2 separate regions of the Homo sapiens genome follow, and region 1 is linked to region 2. Evidence: read pairs that join two places in POLR2A ChIA-PET (ENCODE). Cell type or tissue: PC-9. All regions are shown on one strand. Links, peaks and the distances in the headings refer to the core of each region. The heading gives the core; the rest is flanking DNA.

Region 1 (10,129 bases), core at 2,130-10,129, 96 kb after region 2:
AATACAAAGACATCCAAATCAGAAAGGAAATAGTAAAATTGTCTCTGTTTGCAAAGATGACATGATCTTATATATTTTCAGAAACCTGATGTAACTCAGGAATGGAAAACCAAATACTGTATGTTTTCACCTATAAGTGAAAGCTAAGCTATGAGGATGCAAAGGGATAAGAATGATATAATGGACTTTGGGGACTTGAGGGGATGGACAACAGAGGGTAAGGGATAAAAGACTACATATTGGATACAGTGTGTGCACTGCTTGTATGACAAAATCTCAGAATTATCACCACTAAAGAACTTATTCATGTGACCAAAAACCGCCTGTACCCCAAAAACTATTGAAATAAAATTTTTTAAAAATTGTTTAATTTTTTTAAACCCTAAGGATTCCATACAAAAAAAAAGTTAGAACTAATAAATTCATTGATGTTGTATGATACAAAATCCACAAACATTGATCTAGACAATGTTTTTTTGCATATAACACCAAAAGCACAGGCAACAAAAGCAAAAATAGACAACTGGGATTGCATCAAACTAAAAAGCTTCTGGAAAAAAAAATCATCAGAGTAAACAGACAACCTATTGAATAGGAGAAAATATTTGCAAACCATATATCTAGTTAGTAAGGGGCTTATATCCAGAATATATAAGGAACTCAAACTACTCAATAACAAGAAAACAACCCAATAAAGAAATGGACAAAGCAGGCTAGGCACAGTGGCTCATGCCTATAATCCCAGCACTTTGGGAGGCTGAGGCGGGTGGATCATGAGGGCAAGAGATCAAGACCATCCTGGCCAACACAGTGAAACCCCGTCTCCACTAAAAAATGCAAAAATTAGCTGTGCCTGTAGTCCCAGCTACTCGGGAGGCTGAGGCAGGAAAATCACTTGAACCTGGGAGGTGGAGGTTGCAGTGAGCCAAGATCATGCCACTACACTCCATCCTTTTGAGATTCCACCTCAAAAAAAAAAAAAGAAAAAAAAATGGGCAAAGCAAGAATTTGAGACCACATAGGCAAAATAGTAGGACTTTTGTCTGTACCAAAAATAAAACTAAAAAGACTAGCCAGACATGGTAGCGTGGTCCCAGCTACTCAGGAGGCTGAGGCAAGAGGATCACTTGAGCCCAGGAGTTTGAGGTTACCGTGAGCTATGATTGTACCACTGCACTCCAGCCCAGGTGACAGAGTAAGATCCTGTCTCTAAAAAAGAGGGGAAGGGGGAGGAATTGAGTAAACATTTCTCAAAAGAAGACATATAAAATGGCCAACAGGTACATGAAAAAATGTTCAATACCACTAATCATCAGGGAAATGCAAATCAATACCAAAGAGATATCACCTTATACCTGTTAAAATGGATATCATCAAAAAAAGACAAAAGTTGGCCAGGTGCAGTGGCTCACACCCATAATCCCAGCACTTTGGGAGGCTGAGGCAGGTGAATCGCTTGAGCCCAGGACTTTGAGACCAGCCTGAACAACATGGCAAAACCTCATCTCCCCAAAAAAATACAAAAATTAGCCAGGAGTGGTGGCACTCAGCTGTAGTCCCAGCTACTTGGGAGATTGAAGTGGGAGGATCATCTGAGCCTGAGAAGCCAAGCTTGCAATGAGCCAAGACTGCATCACTGCACTCCAGCCTGGGTGACAGAGCAAGACCCTGTCTCAAAAAAAAAAAAAAAAGAAAGAACGACAAAAGAAAAGAGAAAACAATACAGAGGCTCCTCAAAAAATTAAAAATAGAACTACTGTATGATCCAGCAATCACATTTCTCAATATATATCAAAAACAACTGAAATTAGTATCAAAGAGAGATCCATACTCCCATGTTCATTGCACCATTGTTCACAATAGCCAAGCTATGATATCAATCTAAATGCCCATCAACAGATAAATAGTGATATGGTTTGGCTGTGTCCCCACCCAAATCTCATCTTGAATTGTAACTCCCACAGTTTCCAAGTGTCATGGGAGGAACCTAGTGGGAGGTAATTGAATCATGGGAGCAGGTCTTTCCCATGCTGTTCTAATGATAGTGAATAAATCTCATGAGATCTGGTGGTTTTAAAAATGGGAGTTCCACTGCACAAGCTCTCTCTCTTTGCCTGCTGCCATCCATGTAAGATGTGACTTGCTCCTCCTTGCCTTCCACCATGATTATGAGGCTTCCCCAACCACATGGAACTGTAAGTCCATTAAACCTCTTTCTTTTGTAAATTGCCCAGTCTCGGGTATGTCTTTATCAGCAGTGTGAAAACGGACTAATACAGTAAATTGGTACCAGTAGAGTGGGCACTGCTGAAAAGGTACCCAAAAATGTTGAAGTGACTTTGGAAATGGGTAACAGGCAGAGGTCAGAACAGTTTGGAGGGCTCAGAAGAAGACAGGAAAATGTGGGAACGTTTGGAACTTCCTAGAGACTTGTTGAATGGCTTTGACCAAAATATTGATAGTGATATGCACAATGAAATCCAGGCTGAGGTGGTCTCAGACTGAGATGAGGAGCTTGTTGGGAACTGGAGCAAAGGTGATTCTCGTTATGTTTTGGCAAAGAGACTGGTGGCATTTTGTCCCTGCCCTAGAGATTTCTGGAAATTTGAACTAGAGAGAGATGATTTAGGGTATCTGGTGGAAGAAATTTCTAAGCAGCAAAGCATTCAAGAGGTGACTTGGGTGCTGTTAAAGGCTTTCAGTTTCAAAAGCGATACAGAGCATAGAAGTTTGGAAAATGTGCAGCCTGACAATGCAATAGAAAAGCAAATCCCATTTTCTGAGGAGAAATTCAAACCAGCTGCAGAAATTTGCATAAGTAATGAGGAGCTGAATGTTAATCACCAAGACAATGGGGAAAATGTCTCCAGGGCATGTCAGAGAACTTTGCAGCAGCCCCTCCCATCACAGGCCTGGAAGCTTAGGAGGAAAAAGTGATTTCATGGGCTGGGCCCAGGGTCCCTGTGCTGTGTGCAGCCTAGGGACTTGGTGCCCTGTGTCCCAGCCACTCTAGCAGTGGCTAAAAGGGGCCAATGTAGAGCTCGGGCCGTGGTTTCAGAGGGTGCAAGCCTCAGCCTTGGCAGCTTCCATGTGGTGTTCAGCCTGCAGGTGCACAGAAGTCAAGAATTAAGGCTTGGGAAAGATTTCAGAAGATGTATAAAAATGCCTGGATGCCCAGGCAGAAGTTTGCTGTAGGGGTAGTGTCCTCATGGAGAACCTCTGCTAGGGCAAGAACCTCTGAAGGGAAATGGGGGATGGGAGCCCCCACACAGATTCCCTACTGGGTCACTGCCTAGTGGAGCTGTGAGAAGAGGGCCACGTCCTCCAGACCCCAGAATGGTAGATCCACCCACAGCTTGCACTGTGTGCCTGGAAAAGCTGCAGACACTCAACATCATCCAGTGAAAGCAGCCAAGAGGAAGGCTGTACCCTGCAAAGCCACAGGAGCGGAACTGCCCAAGACCATGGGAACCCACCTCTTTCATCAGCATGACCTGGATGTGAGACATGGAGTCAAAGGAAATCATTCTGAACTTTTAAGATTTGACTGCCCCACTAGATTTTGGACTTGCATGGGACGTGTAGCCCCTTTGTTTTGGCCAATTTCTCCAATTTGGAATGGCTGTATTTACCCAATGCCTGTACCTCCATTGTATCTAGGAAGCAACTAACCTGCTTTTGATTTTACAGGTTCAGAGGCAGAAGGGACTTGCTTCATCTCATATGAGACTTGGGACTGCGGACTTTTGAGTTAATGCTGAAGTGAGTTAAGACTTTAGGGGACTGTTGGGAAGGCATGACTGGTTTTGAAATGAGATTTGGGAGGGGCCGGGGTGGAATGATATGGTTTTGCTGTGTCCCAAACCATACCTCATCTTGAATTCCCACATGTTGTGGGAGAGTCCTGGTAGGAGGTAATTGAATCATGGCAGGGGGGATCTTTCCCATGCTGTTCTCATGATAGTGAATAAGTCTCATGAGATCTAATGGTTTTTAAAATCGGAATTTCCAGCCAGGTGCGGTGGCTCAGACCTGTAATCCCAGCACTTTGGGAGGCTAAGGTGGGCAGATCACCTGAGGTCAGGAGTTTGACCTCAGCCTGGCCAACATGGTGAAACCCCATCTCTACTAAAAATATAAAAATTAGCCAGGTGTGGTGGTGTGCACCTGTAATCCCAGCTACTCAGGAGTCTGAGACAGGAGAATCACTTGAACCCAGAAGGCGGAAGTTGTAGTGAGCCCAGATTGTACCATTGCACTCCAGCCTGGGTGACAAAAGCGAAACTCCATTTCAAAAAAAAAAAAGTGGGGGAAGTTTCCCTACACAAGCTCTCTCTTTGCCTGCTGCCATCCATGTAAGACATGACTTGTTTCTCCTTGCCTTCCACCGTGATTGTGAGACCTCCCCAGTCACACGGAACACTTTTTCCTGTATAAATTACCCAGTCTTGGTGTGTCTTTATCAGCAGCGTGAAAACAGACTAATACAATAATACCATATTGTATTCTTGAAATATGCTTAAAGAGTGGATCTTAAATGTCTCACCACATACACACACACACACACACACACACACACACACACACAAATGGTAACTGTAAGGTGATGGATATTATAATTAGCTTGTCTGTGGTAATTATTCCACAATGTATATGTATATCAAACATCACATATATCACATTGTATACCTTAAATATATAAAATTTTGTCAATTTCACCTCAATATCACTGGGGTAAAAAAGAGAGAGAATAGAACAAAGCCATGGATTTAAATGGACTTTTGGTTTTCAGACACTTTCTATGTAACTACCAACTTGTCTTACGAGGGAGCACTGCAGATGGGCCACTGAAAAGCTATCCATTCCTTTCCTGTGCTGTGTATTCCTTTGCCAGAGTCTGGAAAGCAAAAATAGGCAAATTTCTAGGCTCAATCCAGCTAGACGTGTCCATGTATGGTAATCCTGGATAAGGAGATGTAAAATGAAGACTGAAGAGAAAGCATTCTCTTCCTGAATGGAGACAACACCTCAAGGGAACCAGTCTTTGGCTCTTCCACTTTTGTCCTGCCCAGAACCCAGGCGCCGTGCTTTGAAACTCAGAAGACAAACGACACCCAAGAAGGGAAGATTGGAATGAGAGGTAGAAAGCACTGGATCACTAAGTGCACAATTAAGCAGTTGTAGCAGCCCTGGACTGGGCCAAATGCCCTCTTCCCCATCAATCCACCTCTTTGCAGGAAGGAAGTCCTGACTAAGTGCCAGACTTTCAGGCATGGACCTTTCCCCTGCAGGAGTCTCTCTTTGGGCAAGATTGGCCAGCTACGTGGAGAGTCTACCATTGCCTCAAAGCTCTCTCTTCAGCCACTGCCCTTTCACTGCTCATCCAGAACACAAAAGCTCATTTTTCACATCCTGTCTGCCCCCACAAAATACAACGAACACACCCTTGAGGTCAATTATTTCTATCAAGGTTAAGCTGTCTTGGCTTAGGGGCAATTTCTCCACCCACTCTTAAATATTTTTAAGTATGCCACACCCTTACACTGGCATATTTTAGTCAAAGGTATCATCAATCAAGCTTCAATGGCTGTTATAAGATTATATTTACCTCCTTATGCAAAAATGTGTTTGCCTGAACTTCTAGCAATTCAGATTTCTTCAAAAAGAATTGTATAAAGAAAAAGAATAAAAAATAATATAATTACATAAATCTGTATGTAATATAGTTAGGAAATAGACATTGTAGAAATATAAAAATGGCTTGAAATGGAAACAAACCAAATAGAAATGAATCACGAATTCACTCATATCTCTGGGTTTGTGGTCTTGGCTTTACATTCTTAAGTTACCTGCCTCCAGATCTTGGGCTGAATCCTTTATCAGCCACATATAGTTTTATTTTCCTCTAAAACAAAACACTATGATAAACTTTCCACGTAAAACATGGTTCACCAAAAACAACACTGAAAAACATCTATACCCGGGTGTAGTCACACACGCCTGTAATCCCAGCATTTTGGGAGGCCAAGGGAGGCAGATCACCTGAGGTCAGGAGTTCGAGACTAGCCTGGCCAACATGGTGAAACCCCATCTCTACTAAAAACACAAAAATTAGCTGGGCATGGTGGCTCGTGCCTATAATCCCAGCTACTCAAAGGCTGAGGCACAAGAATCACTTGAACCCAGGAGGCGGAGGTTGCAGTGAGTCGAGATCGTGCCGCTGCACTCCAGCCTAGACAACAAAGGGAAACTCCATCTCAAAAAAAACAAAAAACAAAAAAAAACAGAAAAGAAAAGAAAAACATCTATGATTTTTCTCTCATTTGTTTTCTCTATTTTTTTCTCATTTGTTTTCTCTATTGTTGCTAGTACTGAAATATAAAATGCTGCCTTTCCCTGCTTGATAAAATATTAAACTTTTTTTTTTAATTATCCAAGGGTACAGGATTAGGGACGTTTTAATTGTAAACGGCAGAAACCTTTAGAAGTGGGCTCTAAAACCTTTTGGAATATAACTTTTTTCTCCAAAATTTATATTAACAATGGTGATTCCTTTACATTTCACATGACATTCTACAAGCAAAATATACTTTGTTAGACTCAGTTCTGACATTATCTCATCCATCCTGGCTGGACTTGCCTTGCCATGCAGTCCCCACTTCAAGACTCACCCTGAGCCTGCGTTGTTCACACACACTTGCCACATTTTCACTTCTGGTCACCCTGCCAGGCTCAGCTCTAAAAATAGTAAAAGAATTTTTAGCTTGAAACATGGGCACCCAAAATTAACTACATTTCCCAGTCGTACTTGCAGCTGGGTGTGGCCATGGAGTTGTTAGTGAAAATAGTGTGTGCATCCTTTGGGAAATGTCCCCAAAGGGCGGAGGCATGTCATTTCCCTTTCTTTCCCTCTTTCCTTCTAGTGGAATACAGACATGGTGGCTGGAGCTGGAGCAGCCATCTGGAACCAGTAGTTTGACTTTAGAAAAGGAGGCCATGATGGCCGGGCGCGGTGGCTCATGCCTGTAATCCCAGCACTTTGGGAGACCGAGGCAGGGGGATCACATGACGTCAGGAGTTCAAGACCAGCCTGGTCAACATGGCGAAACCCCGTCTCTACTAAAAATACAAAAATTAGCTGGGTGTGGTGGCACGCACCTGTAATCCCAGCTACTCGAGAGGCTGAGGCAGGAGAATCGTTTGAACTGGGAGGTAGAGGTTGGAGTGAGTCAAGATTGCACCATTGCATTCCAGCCTGGGCAACAAGAGTGAAACTCCAGCTCAAAAAAAAAAAAAAAAGAAAAAGAGGCCATGCCCAGTAATAGAAGTCTAAGTCCCTGACTCCTCTGGAATTCTTTTTTTTTGTTTTGTTTTTTCTTTTTGAAGTGTCTTGCTCTGTCACTCAGGCTGGAGTGTAATGCCTGGATCATAGTTCGCTGCAGCCTCGAACTCCTGGGCTCAAGTGATCCTCCCACCTCAGCCTCCCCACAGGGACTACATGCCACCACACCTGGATAACTTTTTTTATTTTTAGTAGAGACAAGGTCTCACTGTGTTACCCAGGCTGGTCTTGAACTACTGAGCTGAAGCAATTGTACCTCAGCCTCCCAAATCCCAAAGCGTTGGGATTACAGGTGTAAGACATCACACCTGACTCCTCCGGACTTCTTTTTTCTTTTTCTTTTTCTTTTTTTTTTTTAAAAAAATAATATAATTACATAAATCTGTATGTAATATATTTAGAAAATAGTCATTGTAGAAATATAAAAATGGCTTGAAATGGAAACAAACCAAATAGAAATGAATCACGAATTCACTCATATCTCTGGGTTTGTGGTCTTGGCTTTACTTTCTTAAATTACCTGCCTCCAGATCTTGGGCTGAATCCTTTATCAATCCTTTAAAAAAAAAAACAGGGTCTGCCTGTGTCACCCAGGCTGGAGTGCAGTGGGGCAATCTCAGCTCACTGCAACCTCTGCCTCCTGGGCTCAAGCAATCCTCCCACCTCAGCCTCCCAAGTAGCTAAGACCACAGGTGCATGCTATTACACCCAGCTAATTTTGTAATTTCACCATGTTGCCCAGATTGGTCTCAAACTCCTGAGCTCAAGTGATCTGCCCGCCTCGGCCTCCCAAAGTGCTGGGATTACAGGCATAGCCACCACTCCCCCACCCTCCTCTGGACTTCTTGTGAGAGAAATAAAAATCTATCTTGTTTAAGCCATTGCGACTTTGAGTTTTCTATCACTCACAGAAAGAGATAACTAATGTACTACATGTATATCAATTTGCTGTGTATCCTTCCGTCTATTTCCGAGTTCTCATTTCTCTTCCATTGATCTGTTCGTGTATCACTGGGCCAAACACCTCATGCTTTAATTAATATAATTTTGTGTTAGGTTTTGATATCTAATAGGCAAAGCTCCTCCCTTAGTTCTTTTTCAGAATTGTTTTTGACTGTTCTTAGACTGTTACTCCTCCATTTGAATTTTAGTCTGTCTAGTTTCAGAGGAAAAAGTGTGGCAGCATTTTTATTGCCATCATGTTTCCATTTAACTTGTAGATTAACTTAGAATCAACACCTTTATGAAATTGAATGAGCATGGTATAGTTCCATATTTATGTTTTTGTGTACTACAATAATATTTTGTACTTTACTCCATAAATGTCTACGTACCCTATGTCAGATTTATATGCCTAATGTTCTTGTAAATGGTGTATTTTATTTTATTTCATTACCTGATGGGTTATTGGTGATATACAAGATTTTTTGCATGTTGGGCTTGTATTCAACAACCCTATTGAAATCTTATAAGTTCTAAAAGTATGTCTGTAAAGTCTTTTGAATTTTCTTCCTTTCTTTTTCTTTTTTTTTTTTTTTTTTTGAGACAGGGTCTTGCTTTGTCACCCAGGCTGGAGTGCAGTGGCACAATCACGGCTCACTATAGCTTCAAACTCCTGGGCTTAAGCCATCCTCCCACCTTAGCCTCCCAAGTAGCTGGGACTAAAGGCATGAGCCACCATGCCTGGCTAATTTTTTGTATTTTTAGTAGAGACAGGGTTTCACCATATTGCCCGGGCTGGTCTCAAACTCCTGAGCTCAAGCAATCTGCCTGCCTCGGCTTCTCAAAGCGCTAGGATTACAGGCATGAGCCACCACACATGGTCCTCTTGAATTTTCTATTAATTTGTTTCCATAAAGAAACCACAGGGAAATGAAAAAAAAGTAAAAGTGAATTGCCTTGAGTGTGAATAGCACTAAGAGTCTCAAAATAGAAGTGTAGTATAAGTAAGAAGTTCAGGTGCCAGCCGTAGAGCCTCATCAATAACACAGCAACAGGACTAACAAGGCAACCTTGGAATACTGAGCAAGGATATAAAATAGCTCACCTCAGGGGGACAGGCTAGCACTGGAACCAGAAGTCAGGCCATGAAAGACAAGAGCTGGGGTGGAAGGAGAGAGGGAAGGAGAGAGTCTGGGAAGATTCAAGAACCAGAGGCAGTAGCTCAACCAGACAACAACGTCACTCCCATGGAGGTCATTTATGGCAGATCAATTTGTCAGTCTCCAAAATAGAATTTGTTCAATATAAAAAGCTTGAGAGCAAAAGTTTCTTTATTTTGGTTAAGATACTGGCCTTCCCCTCCCAATACTGGAAGTAATAACATTACAAAGGAGAAAAGAGTAAAGTAAAAGATAAAAGATCTGGATCCTTACCAGGGAAGGATCCCTGAAAGCCAATTCAGCCTGAAACCTTTGACTTCTCATAAACAGTGAAAAGTGGAGATAATTCTATTGGGCTGCAGTGTCTCTCCAGGGACCGTAGTTAATACTTTCTTTACAATTCCCATCACCACTTCTGGGTTCTATGGTGTTTTGTTTGTTTTGTTTTGTTTTTTAATCTTCGTTACATGTTTATATGGGTTTTCAGAAGTGACTCAAAATTTTAGACTGTGACCCCTGTACATTCCAGATGTCTCTCTAAGGACACCTGGAATAACAGTAAGATAATAATTTTCCTCAATAAGACACTTAGTTTTTTGTGTATGAAGGTCTAAAGCAGAAATGAAGAATAGTCATTGGGGCTGAAGGTCCATAAGGTGACAGACACTTGAGTTCATCTACATTT
Region 2 (10,212 bases), core at 901-8,900:
TTTTACTCTGTTCAGCAATCCAGAGTTCCTAAGAAGTCTGGACTTGAGTTCTGCCAGGGAGAACTTAGATGTTACTGTTTGACAAGACCAACAGGCAGAGGTCAGCATTAAAAATGACCCACACTTTTGGCAGAGATAAACAGGTTAACTTTGTTGGAGATTAATATAAACTCTGCAAAATGTCAGTGACCTAAATTTACAAAAAAAAAAAAAAACTGAAGAGGCAATTTACAAAAGTAGAAATATAAGTTATTAATAAGCAGAAAAATATTCAGCCTCACTGATAATCAAAGCAATGCAAATGACAACATCCATGAGATACGGTTTTTTCAAAAATGAGATATTTGCATGTACCCCATTAGCAATGCTTTTTTTTTTAAGAATAGTACTCATTGCTAGCAAGAGTGGGTAAAACAGGCTAAAAGAGTAAAACTGTCAGATCCTCAAAAAATTAACATAGAATTAGAATATGACCCAGTAATTCCACTCCTAGGTATATACACAAAAGGACTGAAAACAGTAACTCCAAGAGATACTTGTATGCCACCGTTCATTGCAGCAATAGTTACAGTAGCCAAAAAGGTGGAAACAACCTGTGTCCATCAGCAGAAAAATGGATAAACAAAATGTGGTATATATACACAACACAATATTATTCAGCCGTAAAAAGAAATGAAGCTCTGAGGCTAGGTGCGGTGGCTCACACCTGTAATCCCAGCACTTTGGGAGGCCGAGGCGGGCGGATCATGAGGTCAGGAGTTTGAGACCAGCCTGGCCAACATAGTGAAACCCCGTCTCTACTAAAAATACAAAAAATTAGCTGGGCGTAGTGGTGGGCGCCTGTAGTCCCAACTACTCGGGAGGCTGAGGAAGGAGAATGGTTTGAACCCGGGAGGCGGAGGTTGCAGTGAGCCAAGATCGCGCTATTGCACTCCAGCCTGGGTAACAGAGCAAGACTCCGTCTCAAAAAAAAAAAAAGAAATGAAGCTCTGATACATGCTACAACATGGAATAATCTTGAAAACACTGTGCTAAGTGAAATAAGCCAGACACAAAAGGGCAAATATTATATAAATGTGAAATATCTAGAATAGGTAAATTCATAAAGACAGAAGTAGACTAGAGGTTCCCAAGGGCTGTGGGGAAGGGGAAATGAGTAGTTATTGCTTAATGATTACAGAGTCTCTGTCTGGAGCCATGAAAATGTTTTGGAAATATTGGTGATGGTCATATAACATTGTGAAGTAATTAATGTCACTGAATTAAACACTTAAAATGGTAAAAATAGCAAATTTTATTTTATATATATTTAACTTCAATAAAAATCAAGTATTATACCTTTTTAGGTAATAATTTTGATACTTCTCCCTAAAAATTTACATTAACCAGACAAATTAAGACAAAGTCAGAATTAAAAATCACAAAAAAAACTAAGTTGAAAAAAACACATTCCAGCATAAAATTAAACACCTGCAACCACTATTTCTGCAATGCTAACAACAACCATGGCTGCATCCACAGTAAGCAACTAGAACAGGCACCAATAAGAAAACAATAAAATAAGAAAAAAAATTCATAATGTGTCAAGAAGCTGGCAAGTAGACAAGGGAGCCAGAGCCAGGCATATTGGAGAGAAAAGGCTAGAGTTCCATGACTCCAACTCTGTCACAAAATACAAATACATGAAGATTTGCTTCCGCTCTTGCTCAGACACCAATTCAAGAAGCAGCATCTAAACAGTGGTTATCAGCACAAGACAAGAATGCCCTCTCTCACCGCTCCTATTCAACATAGTACTAGAAGTTCTGGCCAGGGCAATCAGGCAAAAGAAAGAAAGAAAAAATGAAACAAAGGGCATCCAAATAGGAAGAGAGGAAGTCAAACTATCCCTGTTTGCAGATGACATAATCCTATATCTAGAAAACCCCATAGTCTCAGCCCAAAAGTTTCTTAAACCGATAAACAACTTCAGGAAAGCCTCGATGTGTGAAAATCACTAGCATTCCTATACACCAACAACACACAGCAGAGAGCCAAATCAGAAATAAACTCCCATTCACAACTGCCACAGAAAGATAAAATACTTAAGAACACAGCTAACTAGGGAGGTAAAAGATCTCTACAAGGAGAACTACAAACCACTGCTCAAAGAAATCATAGATGAACAAACCAATGGGAAAACATCCCATGCTCATGGATAGGAAGAATCAATATTGTTAAAATGGCCATACTGCCCAAAGCAATTTATGTATTCAATGCTATTCCTATTAAACTACTACATTCTTCACAGAACGAGAGAAAACTATTTTAAAATTCATATGGAACCAAAAAAGAGCTCGTATAGCCAAGACAATCCTAAGCAAAAAGAACAAAGCTGGAGGCATCATGCTACCAGAGTTCAAACTGTACTACAAGGCTATAGTAACCAAAACAGCATGGTACTCACACAAAAACAGACACATAGACCAATGGAACAGAATAGAGAACCCAGAAATAAGACTGCACATCTACAACTATCTGATCTTCAACAAATCTGACAAAAACAAGCAATGGGGAAAGGATTTCCTATTCAATAAATGGTGCTGGGAGAGCTGGCTAGCCATATGCAGAAGACTGAAACTGGACCCCTTCCTTACATCATATACAAAAATTAACGCAAGATGGATTAAAAACTTAAATGTAAAACCCAAAACTATAAAAACCCTGGAAGACAACCTAGGCAATACCATTCAGGACATAGGAACAGCCAAAGATTTCAAAAGCAATTGCAACAAAAGCAAAAATTGACAAATGGGATCAAATTAAATGAAAGAGATCTGCACAGTGAAAGAAACTATCAACACAGTAAACAACCTACAAAATGGGAGAAAATTTTTGCAAACTGTGCATCTGACAAAGATCTAATATCCAGCATCTATAAGGAACTTAAACAAATTTACAAGAAAAAAAAAATTTTTTTAAGCCAGCAAAGGGGCCAGGCACAGTGGCTCATGCCTCTAATCCCAGCACTTTGGGAGGCCAAGGTAGGCAGATCACCTGAGATCAAGAGTTTTCAAGACCAGGCTGACCAACATGAAGAAACCCCATCTCTACTAAAAAATACAAAATTAGCAAGCATGGTGGCACATGCCTGTAATTCCAGCTACTTGGGAGGCTGAGGCAGGAGAATCACTTGAACCCGGGAGGTGGAGGTTGCAGCGTGGGCAACAAGGGGGAAACTCCATCTCAAAAAAAAAAAAAAAAAAAATGGGCAAAGGATATGAACAGACACTTTTCAAAAGAAGTCATACATGCATACATGAGGCCTACAATCATATGAGAAAAAGCTCAACATCACTGATCATTAGAGAAATGCAAATCAGAACCATAAGGAGGCCACCAGGCACAGTGCTCACATCTGTAACCCCAGCACTTTGGGAGGCCAAAGCAGGAGGATCACTTGAGATCAGGAGTTTGAAACCAGCCTGTCCAACATGGTGAAACCCTGTCTCTATTAAAATACAAAAATCAGCTGGGTATGGTGGCTCACGCCTGTAATCCCAGCTACTTGGGAGGCTGAGGCAGGAGAATCGCTTGAACCCAGAAGGTGAAGGTTGCAGTGAGCCAAGATCACATCACTGCACTCCAGCCTGGGTGACAGATCAAGGCTCTGTCAAAAAAAAAAAAAAAAAAAAAAAAGGCCACTTGCGTGGTGGCTCACGCCTGCAATCCCAGCACTTTAGGAGGCCAAGGGAGATGGATCACAAGGTCAGGAGTTTGAGACCAGCCAGGCCAATATGGTGAAACCCCTTCTCTACTAAAAAAGTTTAAAAATTAGCCAGGCGTGGAGGCGACACCTGTAGTCCCAGCTACTCGGGAGGCTGAGGCAGGAGAATTACTTGAACCTGGGAGGCAGAGGTTGCAGTGAGCCGAGATCACACCACCGCACTCCAGCCTGAGCAACAGAGTGAGACTTTGTCTCAAAAAAATAAAATAAAATAAAAACACACAATGAGATACCATCTCACACCAGTCAGAATGGATAGCTATCATTTAAAAGTCAAAAAAATAACAGATGCTGGAGAGGTTGTAGAGAAAAGGAACACTTATACACTGTCGGTAGGAGTGTTAATTAATTCAGCCATTGTACAAGACAATGTGACAATTCCTCAAAGACTTAAGACAGAAACACCATTTCAATACTAGCAATCCCATTATTGGGTATATATCCAAAGGAATATAAATAATTCTATTATAAAGATGTATGCATGCATATGTTCATTGCAGCACTATTCACAAAAGCAAAGACATGGAATCAAACTAAATGTCCGTCAATGATAGACTGGATAAAGAAAATGTGGTACATGTACACCATGGAATACTAGGCAGCCATAAAGAACAAGATCATCTCCTTTGCAGGTACATGGATGGAGCTGGAGGTCATTATCCTTAGCAAACTAACTCAGGAACAGAAAACCAAATACCACATGTTCTCACTTATAAGTGGGAGTTAAATGATGAGAACACATGGACACATAGAGAGGAACAACACACAGTAGAGATTGTCAGAGGGTGGAGGGTGGGAGCAGGGAGAGGATCATGAAAAATAACTAATGGGTACTGGACTTCATACCTGAGTAATGAAATAATCTGTACAACAAACCCCTATGACACAAGGTTGCCTATGTAACAAACCTGCACATGTATCCCTGAACTTAAAAGTTTAAATAAATAAATAGATAAACAAATGATGGTTACAGGGGCGAGGGGGAAAGGAAGAAGAAAATGGGAATATAGAGGTCAAGGGATACAAAATAGCAGATATGTGGGATGAAAAAATGCAGTTATATAATCTACAACATGAGAGATATAGTTAATAGAATTGTATGATATTTGGAGTTTTCATTAAATCGATTTTAACTGCTTTTGTCACAAAAATGTAGCTATGCAAAATGATAAATATGTAAATTTGCTTCACTACAGTAACCACTATACTGCCTATATGTATTCCATAACCTCATGTATACACAATAACCTCATATATACATATATACATATATATATATACACATAACCTCAAATATACACAATAAAATTTATTTTAAAAAAAGCAAAAGCAGCATCTATCTCATAAAGAAATCTTCCTGTTCTCACTGGCTCAATAAACAAAGCACTGTCAAAGCTGCAGCATAGGCTAACGAAAAGAAGGCTAATGTCTAAAAATTATTCCTGGAAGATCCACATACTGAAATTATTCCAAGGCATTCAAGAGGCTATTGACAACACATATAAATTTAACAAAAAAAAAAAAGAAGCCAAAACAGTCTACTATGACAGGATCCTCACTCCCTCCTCCAGAACCAACTGGAGAAACAATAAAAGCAAGCAGAAAACTTTAACGTGCACAGTGAGAAAACCCCAGGAAGAGTGGTGGACATCTTGAATTGGTCTTGGGAGAAAGTGCATCGCTTCAGTCTAAGGCAGAAGGCAGCTAGACACAGCAGCAGACATAGTCAGAAAACAGGCTGGAGGAGAGGTTTTTAAACTTTGCTCTTATTTCCCTCCAGGGGGTAGCCTCAGGACACACAGTCCTGGCAACTTCACTGCCAAAATCAACAGCAGTAGCAGCTCAGACGGCCTGTGCAAGTATCCAAAAGATAATACCAGGTCAGCACCTCTGCCTTTCTAGTGTGGGAAAGTGAAGAAAACATGCAGACAGACCCATGTCCCTCAAGCATTCACTCTTCCTCTCCTCCTCCTCCAAACCCTCAGGGCTGGTGAATCATAACCTCAGGAGACCTTCTCTTACTGGTGCTCTTTTCCCCAAGGGTTTAAGAGTGAAACACTGAATAGAGGCAAGCAGCAGAAAGGATCAAGAGTAATTCTCTAGTCCATGAGGCTAGTCCTCTCCCCTCAGGAAGGGGTCATAGGACTTACACAGATTGGAACCTTATGCTCAGCCTTCACCAATAGATATTATCAGAGAATCTGCCAAATCAGCTAGACTTCCAAAGAGTATAAATACTGTAGAAGTAAGACATCCAACTAAACAACATATAGCATGTGACACAAAATTACTGAAAAGTTCAATTCAATAATTTAAAATACGCATAGCAAATATACACAAGGAGATAATGGGAAATATCAGAATATAAAACAAAAACAAGAAACAAAGGAAAAATAATAGATATTAAAAACATAATAGCTGACATAAAAGACACAATATGAGAGATTAAAGTAGATTAAAATACAGCTAATGAATGATCACTAAGCTGAGTTGACTGAAGAACTCTCCCAGAGAAACACAGAAAAGACAAAGAGATAGAAAACATAAAACAAAAAACTAAGAGATGTGAAGGAGGAAGTAAAAGTGCCAATTTCTGAAAAACAAAAGTCCCAGAAGGAGAGAAAAAATAAAATGGGGAGGAAGAAATAATCAACACAGATTTCCACAATTAAAAAATGAAAGAACAGCATAGATTGAAAGGCAATCTATGGTAACATGGAACTAAAATCTGTACACGAGCAAAATGATCTGGCCAGGGTAGGAGGAGAAGGAGGAGACAGAGGTAGAGACCAAAAGGAATAGGAGCATACTAGAAGATTCAAATACTGATAACCTTTAGAAACCAACAAGGATAAATTAATATGGGTACAGTTTGTAACTAACAGAGTAACAAAAATAGAACGCATAACTTCTAAATCACCAAAACAAATTTAATCTAGCCCACAGAAAAAGAATCTAAATTTTAAAATATAGAAAAGCAGAAAAAGTCCCCATTAGAAAAAGAATTACCATACTTATAAGTGGATTAAATAAAAGCTTATTAAAAGATGTTGACTATTAGATTAGATTGAAAAACAAAAGCAAAATATAATAATATGCTATTTAAAAGATACACTTAAAAATTTACAAAAGGTTGAAAATAAGAAATGTAAAAATACACCAGGAAAATATGAACCAAAAGAAAGCTGAGAAAGCAATCTTAATATCTGAAAAAATTTAATGTAAATATGCATATATTATATGTATATATAAATATACTTGTAAATATATATATAACACACATATATAAATGTAAATAGAGACAGAGTGCGCAGCACATCAGATGGGGTGTGTGTGTATGTGTATGTATACACACACGTACACACACACAAACATACACATATGTAGGGAAGAAAAAATGAAATAATATATTTACCAAGATATTTAGAAAGCTATAAAATAACAGATACTATTATATTCAGTTAAATCAAATGCAAGATCTACAGACATAAAACTAATGTGAACTCAGGAAAAGTCAAAGAGAGAAAAATGACCAACTGGTTGTAAAAAAAAAAAAAGTTTTCAAAAAAAAGAAAAGATTGAAAAAAATAGTTGTGTAGACTGAAGAAAATGTACAATTTTTCTGAAGTAAACTAAATTTTACAATATAATGACCAAATCAACCCAACTATATATAGTTTTCTTTCTGATGTATTGTTAATCACTCTACTGAATCCATTAATAGACAAAAATTATACAATCTAGTTTACAACTGACAATGGTACACAAGAATATATCAAGGACATATAAATAAAAATCAAATGACTAATGAATATGGGATTCATTTATGCAATGCTAGATGTTCATATACTTCTTGGTTTGTAAGTTTTCTGCAGAGTAACATGATTTCACCCCCTCAATATACTGCAAATTCCTGATTCAATGGGAACTGTAATTTTTTTTTTTTTTTTTTTTTTTTTTGAGACAGAGTCTTGCTCTGTCACCCAGGCTGGAGTGCAGTGGCACGATTTCTGCTCGCTGCAAGCTCCGCCTCCTGGGATTCATGCCATTCTCCTGCCTCAGCCTCCCGAGTAGCTGGGACTACAGGCGCCCGCCACCGCGCCCGGCTAATTTTTTGTATTTTTAGTAGAGATGGGGTTTCACCATGTTAGCCAAGATGGTCTCGATCTCCTGACCTCGTGATCCACCCACCTCGGCCTCCCAAAGTGCTGAGATTACAGGCATGAGCCACCATGCCCGGCACAATGGGTGCTGTAATTATTTATAACCATTACGTATAACCAAAATAGAACACACTTCAAAAATTATCTAAAGCTCTCTTATCCAACGTAACCCAGAATAATGCAAGTCAATTTCCTAGTACTTTCTTGAGTGTCTTAAAATGTAGTATGAAAATGAAGGAAAACTATAGGTGGCATTTTTTATTGTATATATTTATGGAGTACAATGTGATATATTGATATTTGTATATACTGTGGAATGATTAAGCTAATTAACATATCTATCACCTTGCATACTACATACTGATCATTTTTTGTGGTGAGAACATTTCAAATCTACTCTTTTAGCAATTTTCAAGTATATGGTACATTATCATTAACTACAGTCACCATGTTGTACCACAGACCTCCAGAATTTATTCCTCCCATCTAACTTTAGGTGATAATTCTGATGAAAGAGAGCAAGGACACTTAACCACATAAGCTTCTTTCCAACATAACCATTACGATACAGATTACTTTTTATTTGGAAGCTTTACTAATTATTGACTTACACATGCAAAGGAACTAATGAAATTTTCTTTAAATATTTAAAGTAGTACAATAAAGTTTCCTCTTTCTCTTGTAATACATATTTTCATAATGAAAAAATAGCTAAACTCACATTTTCCATTGTAATATCATTAGAGGCATTCATCAGATTCACACTTTTGTCAACAGCTACAATCCCAACTATGGAGTCAGGCTGTGTCACAGAGATCCTAAGAGAGACTTTCTCAGATGGTTCAGCTTTCACTTTACTCCAATATAGCTTTATCTAAAAAAGAGAGAAAGGAGGATTAACTTATTTCACTTTTTTAAAGCATATTCTTGCCAATAGCAGACCACTGGCCCAAAATATAGCAAAGATTCTACATTTGCCTTGGCTCAGGGATAATTCTAAAACCATGCATAACCCTTCTCTAGGGAAAGGAATAAAAAAACTACGCCCAGAGTGTTTGCAAGTCATAGAACTTCTCACAGTGGTATAAATCTGAATTATTCTTTAATTCTGTATCTTTTTTCTTCCCTTTCTCCATCTCCCACCCCTCAGATCCCAGCCAGTGCTGAGTAGAAGACAGCAGTGTCTAGCATACCTGGGGAAGGCCAGTATACAAAGGAGAAACACGAAAGAGGAAAGAAACTGCAGATGCCTACATGTTGGTGACGTGAGCTCAGAAGTGAAGGCAAGGAGAGCTCCTCGGGGACTCATAGAACCACCTGGACTGAGGGTGAGGGGTGGCCTTTCCAAGGGAGTGGGTGGTTAGAGCAAACACTAGTCCAGGCCCTCATGCTCTGTCTCCATGGCCTTCTAAACTTCCTCACCATTACCCTCAGGAAAGCATGGTCCTGGACCTACTAATACTTTATAAAGAGCATCAGTCATCGCATCACCGCTGAACCAAATGGCCTTGTCATGAGGCCCCTGCCTACTGGGCATTTTCTTTTTTTGTTTTTGAGATGGAGTTTCCCTCTTGTTGCCCAGGCTAGAGTACAATGGCACAATCTCGGCTCACTGCAACCTTTGCCTCCTGGGTTCAAGTGATTCTCCTGCCTCAGCCTCCCAAGTAGCTGGGATTACAGGCGCCCACCACCATGCCCGGCTAATTTTTGTAACTTTTTTAGTAGAGACAGGGTTTCACCATGTTGGCCAGGCTGGTCTCCAACTCCTGACCACAGGTGATCCGCCTGCCTCGGCCTCCCAAAGTGCTGGGATTACAGGCGTGAGCCACAGTGCCTGGCCCCTGCTGGGAATTTTCATTTCATCTAGCTCTATCTCAACATTCTGCTGTGCCAATGATTATAATGCCTGACAAAGAGGGCCTTAACATTCCCCTCAAGTTGACTCGACTTTACAAAGACAGGCTTCTTCCTAACTATAAGCCCCTGAGCTCCCTTTTCTTAGAGCATTTATTTTAGAAAACATGCAATTATAAATTCTTTCTCCAACTCTCTGAGATGTAAATCTTTTCCCAGCCTCTGGCCAGTTTTACAACCCAGGCATGTCTTTCTCAAGGTCCTCAGAGCCATCCCTTTGAAGTATAATCATCAAGAAAGACAGAGTCCCAATTGATCTCATTCTCTGTGGGAGGGTGGAAACCTAACTTCAGTAAGTACTAATTAGCAAACACAGACTACCTAATCACATTGACCAACCTCCCAACAATGTCCTCCAGCACTTTCATA

The links. ChIA-PET counts read pairs that join two places held together with the same protein. Peaks named below come from ENCODE experiments on the same cell type or tissue, not always from the same donor. Only the 100,000 strongest peaks of a DNase experiment are listed, where the experiment ranks them.
Region 1: POLR2A ChIA-PET joins it to region 2 with 7 read pairs; 2 of 35 experiments call an interaction of 5 or more read pairs at or near these places.

The regions. Positions count from the first base shown.
Region 1 is chr6:73,675,784-73,685,912 of GRCh38, reverse strand. It overlaps a transcript of CD109 not described here. Among named protein-coding and RNA genes, the nearest start is that of CD109-AS1, 15 kb to the left of the region's middle. In PC-9, for the core only: a CTCF peak has its summit at 10,035; a DNase peak (open chromatin) is centred at 5,462; H3K4me3 peaks cover 320 bases; H3K27ac peaks cover 1,283 bases.
Region 2 is chr6:73,770,020-73,780,231 of GRCh38, reverse strand. CD109 (CD109 molecule) reads right to left here. Exons shown (of 33, transcript NM_133493.5): 15 at 8,651-8,803. Among named protein-coding and RNA genes, the nearest start is that of CD109, 79 kb to the right of the region's middle. RefSeq lists an enhancer at 5,652-5,946 and a silencer at 5,652-5,946. In PC-9, for the core only: no CTCF peak of the experiment used is centred there; a DNase peak (open chromatin) is centred at 5,661; H3K4me3 peaks cover 865 bases; H3K27ac peaks cover 1,712 bases.